Linked DNA regions of Homo sapiens: region 2 is linked to region 1. Evidence: chromatin contacts called from ENCODE Hi-C or POLR2A ChIA-PET data. All regions are on one chromosome and are shown on one strand. Each heading gives the region's core, a stretch centred on a gene start or an enhancer-like site at or near the end of the contact. The rest is flanking DNA. Distances are from core to core; before and after follow the strand shown. Region 1 has its middle 55 kb from the start of LINC02219. Region 2 holds the start of LINC02219 (long intergenic non-protein coding RNA 2219).

Region 1 (4,839 bases), core at 1,228-3,727:
AAGGGTATGGAAAGCAAGGTCATGCTCTGGTAGGGAGAATTGTATTGGAGCTGGAGGAAGATTGCTTCAGATGGAGACCCAAGGACAAGAAGAATAGTGAAGCCCTTGGCTTTCTGCTCTTTCATCACATCTGCTGCTGGTCCTGTCTCCAGTGTGAGCCTCAAACATTTTCATAATCAGAGTCAAGGATTCTACGCAACACATCAAAGTGAAAGAAAAATTTATTTATTTCTAGATCTGTATCTATTCATCCACCTTCCCATAATAAAGCTTCCATGCCTTCTAGATTTGAATCCTGACCAAAATATTAACCTGAGAAACCCAGGAGACACACAGCCTAAAAATTGACTATCAGGATGCTAGTGACTTTACCTGTGTGGACAGTACATTTGAGAAATTAAAATAAGTTTGTTTCTTGGGTGTCCTATACTTAATTTCTTTTTGAAAGACCTTATTTAAAATCCACTATCTTTACTTATTGAGAGTTAGAGGAACCACATGAATGAATTACTTTACTGCACCACTGCAGCTGAAGGTATGGAGGTGGGGTTGGTGAGGTGAACAAAGTGGCCCAACCAAAACACTCTTGGTTTTACTTTAATAATGAACTGGATTAACCCGGAAATAAAATGCCATGGAAAAAAGCTAAGAACTGAATCCATGAGCAGATTGAAGGGGCTTTCCTTAAGCCATCTTAAGGAATTGGTTTAGACTATAGACCAAGTCTAAACCAATCTCACCCTCCTCACTGACAGCACCTCCCTTCCCTCGTCTTCCCAGTTCTCCCTCTCTTGAGAGACAAAAGGAAGTTGACCAAGGCTGGAATTACCCCAATTTTGTTTTCCTTCCTTCCAATGTCTTTTTCATTTTTATTCATTTGTTTATTTATTTTGAGACAGAGTCTCGCTCTGTCACCCAGACTGGAGTGCAGTGGCACAGTCTTGGCTCACTGCAACCTCCACCTCCCAGGCTCAAGTGATTCCCCTGCCTCAGCCTCCCCAGTAACTGGCATTACAGGCATGCACCACCACACCCAGCTAATTTTTGTATTTTTAGTAGAGACGAGGTTTCACCATGTTGGCCAGGCTGGTCTCAAACTCCTGACCTCAAGTGATCTGCTGGACTCAGCCTCCCAAAGTACTAGGATTACAGGGGTGAGCCACCGTGCCCGGCCCCAATGTCTTTTTCAAAATTAATGTTCTATTATTGTCTTATTTTGTTACAAATGGGGATATACTCATCAGAAAACACAGACAGCAAAAATAAATTTCTTAACATCCATAATCCTATACACCCAAAGATATCCAATGTAAACTCTTTGTTGTATAGAGTTTGTTTTTCTTATAAAGATCTAGACAGATGTGTATAGACCTAGATCTACATAATAGATTATAGCTATAGATATAGATGTATTTACAGATATAATTACATTTATAAATATAGACGTAGCTATGTTTATAGATACAGATATCTGTATATTTGCAGGGCTAACTCATGCAGCAGCAGAGGGTGCTGAGAGTAAAGGCACTTTATTCGGTGGATGGGGCATATTTTGACTCATAATCTGCCTTTTTCATTCAAATTAAGACACACTTTGTTTAATCCTAAATTCTTTCTAGATTCTTGGTTGTTCCCCACCACCCCCAGTCCAGCTTTGCCCTCCCCAACTAGAGTCCATCCTTAGCTGTGGCCTCTCCAGTGAACCCAGCTCTGCTGTGGGTAACCCAGTCCAGGGAGTCCTCAGATTTTCCTACCACAGAGAACTGGCTGCTCCTGTTATGTCTGGGATGAAGGGAACAAGGCCTGCTAATTTCAAGCCAGTACATTCAACCAGCAGCTCTGGTTTCCTCTTACCCTCTCATACACTGCATGATCCTTGAATGTGTTTTCCAATGGCAAAGATTCTTTCCAAAATAAGGCTGAGTGGAGTCTTAGATGTAAAGACAGAAATACTAACAATACACTAAACATTGAGTGTTATCTATAAAGCTGAGGGCTTTATAATTAACCCTTAAAGCAACTTCTTAAGGCAAATATTGCTATTATCCCCAGTTTACAGATAAGAAAACCAAAACTTAAAGAACGATCTGAAGTTTGATTCAAACCCAGGATTGCCTGACTCCCTAACATGAATCACACTACACTGCTTCTGTCTGCGGGAGTGTCTCGCAGGAGATTTCGCAAATGCCCACGACATGGATTCTGTGTTAAACTCCTCTTTCCCAAGGCTTCAGTTCTTTCTGGCTGAGCACGAGCAAGGTCTGCAGCTATGCAGAAGCATCTTGGTGAAGGGAGGCAGGACCCCTGCTGAGCAATCGTGTATCCACCACAAAAGTGCTGGTGGCGCCAGCTTAGTAAACTTAGAGTTACATCTTTCTCCCTGAGATGGTTCAGAAGTTTGGCTTAGTGATCATCATTTGAATGACAGAAATTCTGTGTACCTGATGGCTTGGGTAATCATCTTCAGAGTGCTGAATGCCAGGCTTGGCACTGAGCCGGGTGGGGCTTTACCTAGGCTAGCTTGACTCAGGGTGCTTTTTCCCCAAAGGCCATTCCTCTACGGAAGACTTAGCAAGTATATGAAAAAACCCTGAGTCAGGCCAGTTTGTATATATAATCTAATATTGTCAAAATAAATTGATTTGGAATGAAGAGCTTCCTGTTTCTGCAGATCATTTTCCTTTGTTGAGGATCATCTGAAGCTCCGTTTTTATTAACTTTTATGAGCACCTTCTCTCCTGTTCTCCTGTCAACAGATTGTTGATATTGGCCCTGATTGTTCCATGTATGGGTAAATGTGAACCTTGTTCTCTTAAATCCTAGTTTGATAAGAACTAACAGGAAACCGAAAAAAGAAATTAAATAAAAAGTGTAAGTCCTGGGTACGTTAGCAATGCAGAATCCAAAATAGAATATGGAATAAGGTAGTCAAGAAATTAGCACATTTGTATCTCATCATACAAATCTTACCACTTGCCCCCAGATTTTTAAATAATGAGCCCATGAAGGAGCGCCTAGATTTAACAGTGAGATCCAATTATAAGGGTAGATATTAGGAAATAGTTACCCAAGCAATGACCTTAAAGGGAGAGGATGCAGAAGCATGGATTCCAGCTGACACGTGGAAACCTCCCTTTTCCTCATGAAAACTGCTTCAGCAACCCAGAAGAATAAACTTTATTCAGGGAAGGAACACCTTTTCTACTGCAGCTGAAGGTGTGGAGGTAGGGATAGTGAGAAGGCAGATATTTCATAAGAAGGAATCCTTGGGTTTCGGGGATATCATACATGACGGCTTTAATTTTTTCTATGAAATAAGGTGCAGAGGAGATGGGGAGGGTAGCTTGAAGAGAGTAGTGAAAGTCTGGCCCCGGTAGAGAAGGAGAGGGGATCTGAAAAAGGCAATTTTTTAAAGGACACAGAGCACTCTGAGGACCAGTCTGGGTTTGGAGACCCTGAATGTACAGGGGCAGCAATAAGTAGTGGAGTGACATACCAAAGTAAGAGACAGCAGAGAATCAGGATGATCCACTTGTGGAAATTGGAGAGACAGGTGCAGCAGAAAGACAGTGGTTCAAGAGACACAGCCCATATTTAGTTTGGATAAGGAAGGAAACAAGCCACAGGTGAGGATATTCAATGGGAAGGGAAAGGAGCATTTAAAGGGCTGGTGTATTGAAATAGAATGAGGTTGAATAACAAACACTGGGGTCATGAGAGGCAGAGAACAGAAAGGATAGAAAGTTGGTTAACAATTGATAAAGGAGAGCTTAAGATATTAGAGGAGGTGGAGCTCCTCTTGGTAAGACCAAGGTTGGATCTATCAAGGAGAATGGGTAACTGAGGCAGAGAGAACATAAACTGTTGAAGATGCCAGAATCTTGAGGCTAGTTTGTTGAAAAAGTGGACCAGCAGGATTTGAAGACACCTATAATGATGACAATGCTTTCTTTTTTCTTGTAATATTGTATCATTATTTTATGGCATGCCTTCTTGTTATAAGCCATTTCCAAAACTTGTGGAGCAAGGAAGAAAACAAATAAAATAGGAAGAGAGCCAGCGAGATCAACAAAATATGAAAGTCATCACTGGATATAGGAAGTGCCCAAAACTATGTGAATTAGGTAGTTGAGGGATCTTAATTTCTTAATATTTTGGGGATTTAAAAATCTGCTCTTCCGGGCTATGGATTCATTGAAGGGAGATCTATGACTTATCATCTGTGCATCCTATTATGGTTCTGAGCACAGCTGCCTACACAAAGCTATTGTTCAGTAAAACTTCGTTCATGGAATTAAGTTTGCAAATGGTTCTAATGCATCCTTAGATGTTCATATACTTTATTTATTTATTTATTTTTTTGAGACAGAGTCCTGCTCTATCATCCAGGCTGGAGTGCAATGGCACGATCTCAGTTCACTGCAACATCTGCCTCTCAAGCTCAAGTGATTCTCCCACCTCAACCTCCTGAGTAGCTGGGACAAAAAGCATGAGCCACCACACCTAGCTCATTTTTGTATTGTTGTAGAGACATGATCTCCCTATGTTGCCCAGGCTGGTCTTGAACTCCTGGGTTCAAGCAATCCACCAGCCTCAGCCTCCCAAAGTGCTGGGATTACAAGCATGAGCCACCAGGCCCAGCCGTGCTGTTTTGATAAGTACTTATATTAATGCTCAAGCGTTCACATAATGATTTCTACATGTGCAGCTTTAGCCCACTTGCATATTTGGAGGGTTCCGGATGGTAAAGAGAGCAGGTGTGGATGCTGCTGAAGACAGATAAGATCTCCTATAGCTTCTAGACTCCCCCCACCCCTCCAGTACAGGGCTCAGAACTTA
Region 2 (5,614 bases), core at 1,541-4,040, 55 kb after region 1:
AGCCTCCCAAAGTGCTGGGATTACAGGCGTGAGTCACCGCGCCCGGCCGAGTTTTCTCTTTTATTAAAAAAAGAAAATCAACAACAAAGTTTTGCAGGATTGTAGTGAGTGAATATAAAGTATGTGATTCGGTATCCGGAACATAAAAGTTCTCAGGAAATCACGATTAATAATAAACAGTAACAAATAATGATCCGTCCAAACCAAGAGAAGATAATCTCCTTTGGCTGTAAGAAAATATGACTTAAACAGCTCTTTCCTTCAAGTCCTCCTTCCCACTTTAACAGGCCACACTGTACTGAGCATCTAGAAGGCTCTCTGCCAACAGCAGCGCCGGTTTGTTATCTAAGTGAGTCTTGGTCATTAAGCAAAGTCAGGGTCTTTGTTATTGGTTTCATCCCCACTGGCCTTGCAGAGAAAGCCCAAGCCACAGGGTACATCTCTGCCTGCCAATGCCCTGTATTCCTGAAACAAAAAGGCAATAAAAAACACGACAGTTAGTGTCAGACACGGAGCCCGGGCTTGGGAGCGGGCGGGGAGGGCTCCCTTTTCTCCTTGTTCCGCAGCACCTGTCACGGAGACGGGAGATGGGGGCCTGGCCCGGGATGGGCAGCCCTGCTTCCTCCTGCCCCCGCCGCGCTCCCTCCCGAGCTGCTCCGGCCCCGGCTCCCAGCAACGCGGCGGCGGCCCGCTCTGCGACTAGAAAGCGCCCATTGAGGGCTTGCAGCTGCCAGTGCCGCTTGCCCAAATCCGACATAAAGCCTCGACTTCAGCTCCAGTGAAGAAGACACTACTGTGTTCTTCCTGAGCCCCAGTCATGGCTATAAAACATTAAAAGCAAACTGGCGATTGTTAAACACTGCATTTGTTTACACCCCGAATCTTGAATCACAATGGGGCAGCTTGGGCTGCCCAGGCCCGGCGAGGCCGGGCTTTCTCCTAGACACTGAAGTCTGTTCTCCGACCCAAGGGACACAAGAAAAGTTGAGTAAATACCATATCGCTTTTCTGTTGATAGATGTTTGTTCACGGAGACTTCAACAGGATATTTGCTTGGGGTTGGGTGGGGGTGGGGGGCGTTGGGTTGAAGGACACGTCCTTGCAGAACCAAGATGCTGTCTCACGTTAGCTTTGAGGCTCTCTAAAGTATCCTGAAAGAAAACAAACAAACAAAAAAAGCCGAGTTACATAAAATATATCCGACCGAATTAAGGCATAACTGGCATCCTTAAAAACAAACAAACAAAAAAACCCAAAACTGCTTGGAAGGAAAAATGGGGAGGGGGAAATAAACGAAACGATGATGGCAGTGTGGTTAATTGGTTAAGCCAATGGAAGCTCAATACACTATTCTACTCTTGCAAATTTCAAAACAATGTTTCATTTTAAAAATTACACTTAAAAAAGTCCCTTTGCTCTCCCTTTTTCCCAGGCTACAATACATAAAACAGATTTCCTTTTAAATGTCGCACTCTATTTCATTTTTGAATTTTTCAGGGGTTTTGTGTGTGTGTGTGTTTTTCTGTTTTAAAAAGTACATCATAATTTGGTAAATTGAGAAGATGCAGAAAAGAAGTATAATGAAGAAAGTAATTATAAGTCCCATGATTTCAATTAGCACTTGCTTATATTCTTATGTATTACCTTTCAATCTTTACATACACACGTGCACACACAGAAAGAAAGAGAAAAAAATGAACATACCTAAATGGAATTCAATCCTACTTAGCTTTATACCATGCTTTTTTTTTTTTTCCTTCTGGTAACCATTCCCCATGCCATTAGATATTCTTAAAAGGGTGATTTGTACTGACTTTGGAATATTTCTAGGCTATGTTTCTTTATGCTAGAAAAAGTTCAGACAGTTTTATTTACACCATGCCATACTTAGAAACTAGAAGAGGATGCTTATAGTTAGAGATTACAAGGAAATGTATTTTGCACTAGATATATACCACTTTCTTCAGAATCATTTAAGAATTGCAGCTGGATTCAGCATAGTATTTGGCAAGTACAAATATAGTAATACAATGAAGTTTTCTCACCTTCAGATGTGCTCCAAAAAGAGAAATCAGAAGGAATGAAAATAGAGTGTGAGGGTGGGGTGTGGAAGTTAGGAGCAAAGCAAGAGAAAGGGAGACAATGCTCAGCCCACCCACCCACACCCACACATAAACACACATACACACATGCACACACACACAAACACACCAATTTCCGTAAGCCTCACATCAGCTGACGTGATTTCTGTTTCTTAATTAAGAACCTCAGAATCAGGCCGGATGTGATGGCTCACGCCCATAATCTCAGCACTTTGGGAGGCGGAGGCGGTGCAGAGGGGGTGGGGTGGGGATCACTTGAGGCCAGGGGTTTGAGACCAGCCTGGCCAAAATGGCCAAACCCCCTCTCCACTAAAAATACAAAAATTAACCAGGCATGATGGTGCGTGCCTGTAATCCCAGCTACTCAGGTGGCTGAGGCATGAGAATTGCCAGGAGGCGGAGGTTGCAGTGAGCCAGTGTACTCCAGCCTGGGTGACAGAGCGAGATTTTGTCTCATAAAAAAAAAAAAAAAAAAAAAAAGAACCTCAGAATCAAAACTCAAAAGAATCCAGTGGAAAATCACAAGGATTAAAGCGAAGAGACATATTGCATATTAGAAATGCACAGCTAACGATGTGACAGCAGAAGGGTCCAATGACAGGACACTCGGCATTGTTTGATCACCTGTTGCACACAGGGCTGTACAATGGACATGGAAACGTAGAGATGAATAAATAAGTCACAGGCCTTGGTCCCTTGGAGTTCACAGTCTAATGGGGAAGACAGGATATAAGCAAGTAGTTTCAGCATAGCTTTGGAATTGCATGCAGAGAAGTGAGTGAAGTGAGTGAGGGCCCAGCCAAGGTAAGACCAGGATTCACAAGAACATCCCAAGATCTCAGAGAGGAAGGGAACTTGGAGCGAAGTAGAGAAGAATAAGACCTTACAAACATAGGGGAAAAGGAGTCATAATGGGAGAAATTTTAACAGTTTGATTAATTTTTTTAAAAAAAGGCAAGTGTATTTTAAAATGTCTGTTTTTCCTAGGCTTGGGAACCAATGTTATTGGATACAAACTTGCCCTTGTTTTTGTAATAAGAGATATTCCTTAAAAAGTTTGGTATATGGCAAACTTTGATATTTTAAGCATATTTCAAAAAAAAAAGGACTCACCATGTAAAGAAACTGAACTATGAATTTGTTTGTTGTCTAGATAACACCTAATTTGACTTTTTTTTTTTCTTTTCTTTTTTTTTTTTTGAGACGGAATTTCGCTCTTGTTGCCCAGGCTGGAGTGCAATGGCACCAGCTCGGCTCACTGCAACCTCCTCCTCCTGGGTTCAAGTGATTCTCTTGCCTCAGCCTCCCGAGTAGCTGGGATTACAGGTGCCTGCCACCAGTCCCAGCTAATTTTTGTATTATTAGTAGAGATGGCACCATGTTGGCCAAACTGGTCTCAAACTGCTGACCTCAGGTGATCCACCTGCCTCAGCCTCCCAAACTGCTGGTATTACAGGCGTGAGCCATCATGCCTGGCCTATTTGTCTTTTTTTCATATGGACTTTACATACCACACGTAGTTAGTGCAGTCATGAAAATAGTATCTCCCCACTTGTTCCATTCATTAATGTCAAGCCCAAAAGGACCTTGAGTGAGTTTTATGTTTATTTGCTTGAGCCCATCCCCCAACCCTCCACCCACACACATTCACTTACCCTACTTATATGTGAATATTGCAATTAAGATGGCAAAAGGCAGGCAGCAGCGCGAGCACATGTGGCCATGATGAATGCAAATGTTAAAGATTAACCTTTTTTAAAAAAAGCAGGTTTACTTAATTTTGAAAAGTATCATATTTGCAAAGCTAATTTAGTATTTTTAATTCCCACACTGATTTTTCTTAACCAGTTTGCAGCCTTCCCAACCTACACAGTGACTTTGACTTCTTTTTCTTTCTTTCTTCCTTTCTTTCTTTCTTTCCTTCTTTCTTTTTTTTTTTTTTTTTTTTTTTTTTTTGTAGTTTAAGATCATTTTTTTGAACAACAAGAGACAGGGAGAGGGAGGGGGCAACTACATCCCCCAAGCCCTACCATGGGGAATGGACCTCTCCCTGCCTCCTGCCCCCTAAGCAGCTCCCCTTGTACTATGGGAGGGAGACTTTGTGCAAACTCAGCCCTGAGGGGGTCACAGTGACTCTTAAGGTTGGTCAGGGCTGTAATTACAACTTAGCAAACAGAGAAACCAAAATAAAGAGGCAATTTTAGCTGCTTTCTCAGGTAGGCCCTCAAATTGTCACCTGTTAGAGTGCATTTTCTGCAGTGACTAGAGCCTGCATCTTTAGACAAGCGCTCTGTCCATAGAGTCATGAAGCTACTATTCTTGGGAAATGGATCATGCTCCACCCTTTAATTGAACAGAGTACTTGAATTCTTATAGTATTGAAAATCTCTATGAATTTAACATGGGAGGAGCATGTGCCACACAATCTGGCTGGAGGGGTGGGAGGCAGGAGTCTATGCTTATCTTCCTGTATTTTTCCTCTGATCACCAGACCAGAATGTGTTTCACTGTGGTTAGAGTAAATAAAGTCTCAGGATAACTTTTTTTTTTCAAACAAAAACAAAAAATTCAGTTGTTCTGAAAAGCACTGATAATGTGAAATAAGACAACTGTAGCTGTAATTTAAAGGGTCATCTTTGTTTTATTTTTCTTAAATTGAATATTGTTTTTTCAGAATACTTATGTTCCATGAATATATTTCTAGTTTGAAGAAACTTAAGCTGCTTTTCAAGGTTATACTTAAAAAAAAAGTCATTTAAAACATTGCATGATCCAGTTTACGAGGTTCTTAGGTCAATTACACCATTGTTATCTTTCTCTTCTTGAGCATAGTCTATAACCATTGGGGAAAATAATTAAATATAAATGTTTCTGTATTAACTTTGATTCTGGATGACTTATCTTTTTTTCTTTCTTTTTTTTTTTTTTTTTGAGACAGGGTCTCACTCTGTTGCCCAGGCTGGAGTGCAGTGGCGTGATCTAAGCTCACTGCAACCTCTGTCTCCCAGGTTTAAGCGATTCTCCTGCCTCAGCCTCCTAAGTAGCTGGGATTACAAGACGCCTGTCACCACACCTGGCTAATTTTTGTATTTTTAGTAGAGATGGGGTTTCACCGTGTCGGCCAGGCTGGTCTTGAATTCCTGACCTCAAGTGATCCGCCCTCTTTGACCTCCCAAAGTGCTGGTATTACAGGCATGAGTCACCGCGCAGGGCCTGAATGAGTTATCTTAAGAATAATATCACTGAAGATACCATACTGGTTAACAATTACTACATAATAAATTACTCCCCCAAACCAGTAGCTTAAAACCTTCATTTCATTTTGTTCACGGTTTTCTGGGAATTCAGGAAGTACTCAGTCCAGGCAGCTCTCTGTTGGGTTCTCTCATGCAGTTGCAGTCAGATGTTGACTCTGGCTCCAGTGACATAAGGATCAACTGTCATAGGTCCAGCAGTTGAGGCCCAGCTCTGCCATAGGTCCAGCAGTTGACATGTCTGCAGTGAGCTTGGCA

What was found. Hi-C counts contacts between places; a loop is a spot of excess contacts on that map. ChIA-PET counts read pairs that join two places held with the same protein, here RNA polymerase II (POLR2A). Pooled maps may share reads with other maps.
Region 2: a loop to region 1 is called in a map of ectodermal cell, with 4 times the contacts of the local background. The contact joins the promoter of LINC02219 here to the enhancer-like site in region 1. A Hi-C loop is called at or near these places in 2 of 168 maps with a recorded cell type or tissue (ectodermal cell and heart left ventricle), 10 of 37 single-sample maps with no recorded cell type and 5 of 50 pooled maps. POLR2A ChIA-PET finds 5 or more read pairs at or near these places in 5 of 52 experiments (AG04449, H1, MCF 10A and 2 more).

Annotation. Positions count from the first base shown.
Region 1 is chr5:68,132,059-68,136,897 of GRCh38, forward strand. No RefSeq gene overlaps it. Among named protein-coding and RNA genes, the nearest start is that of LINC02219, 55 kb to the right of the region's middle. Within about 2 kb of position 2,478, at least 2 of the 41 ENCODE cell types and tissues checked have a DNase peak (open chromatin) inside an H3K27ac peak, as active enhancers do.
Region 2 is chr5:68,187,086-68,192,699 of GRCh38, forward strand. LINC02219 (long intergenic non-protein coding RNA 2219) reads left to right here and starts at 2,791. Exons shown (of 3, transcript NR_105003.1): 1 at 2,791-2,906. RefSeq lists enhancers at 114-657, 658-1,201.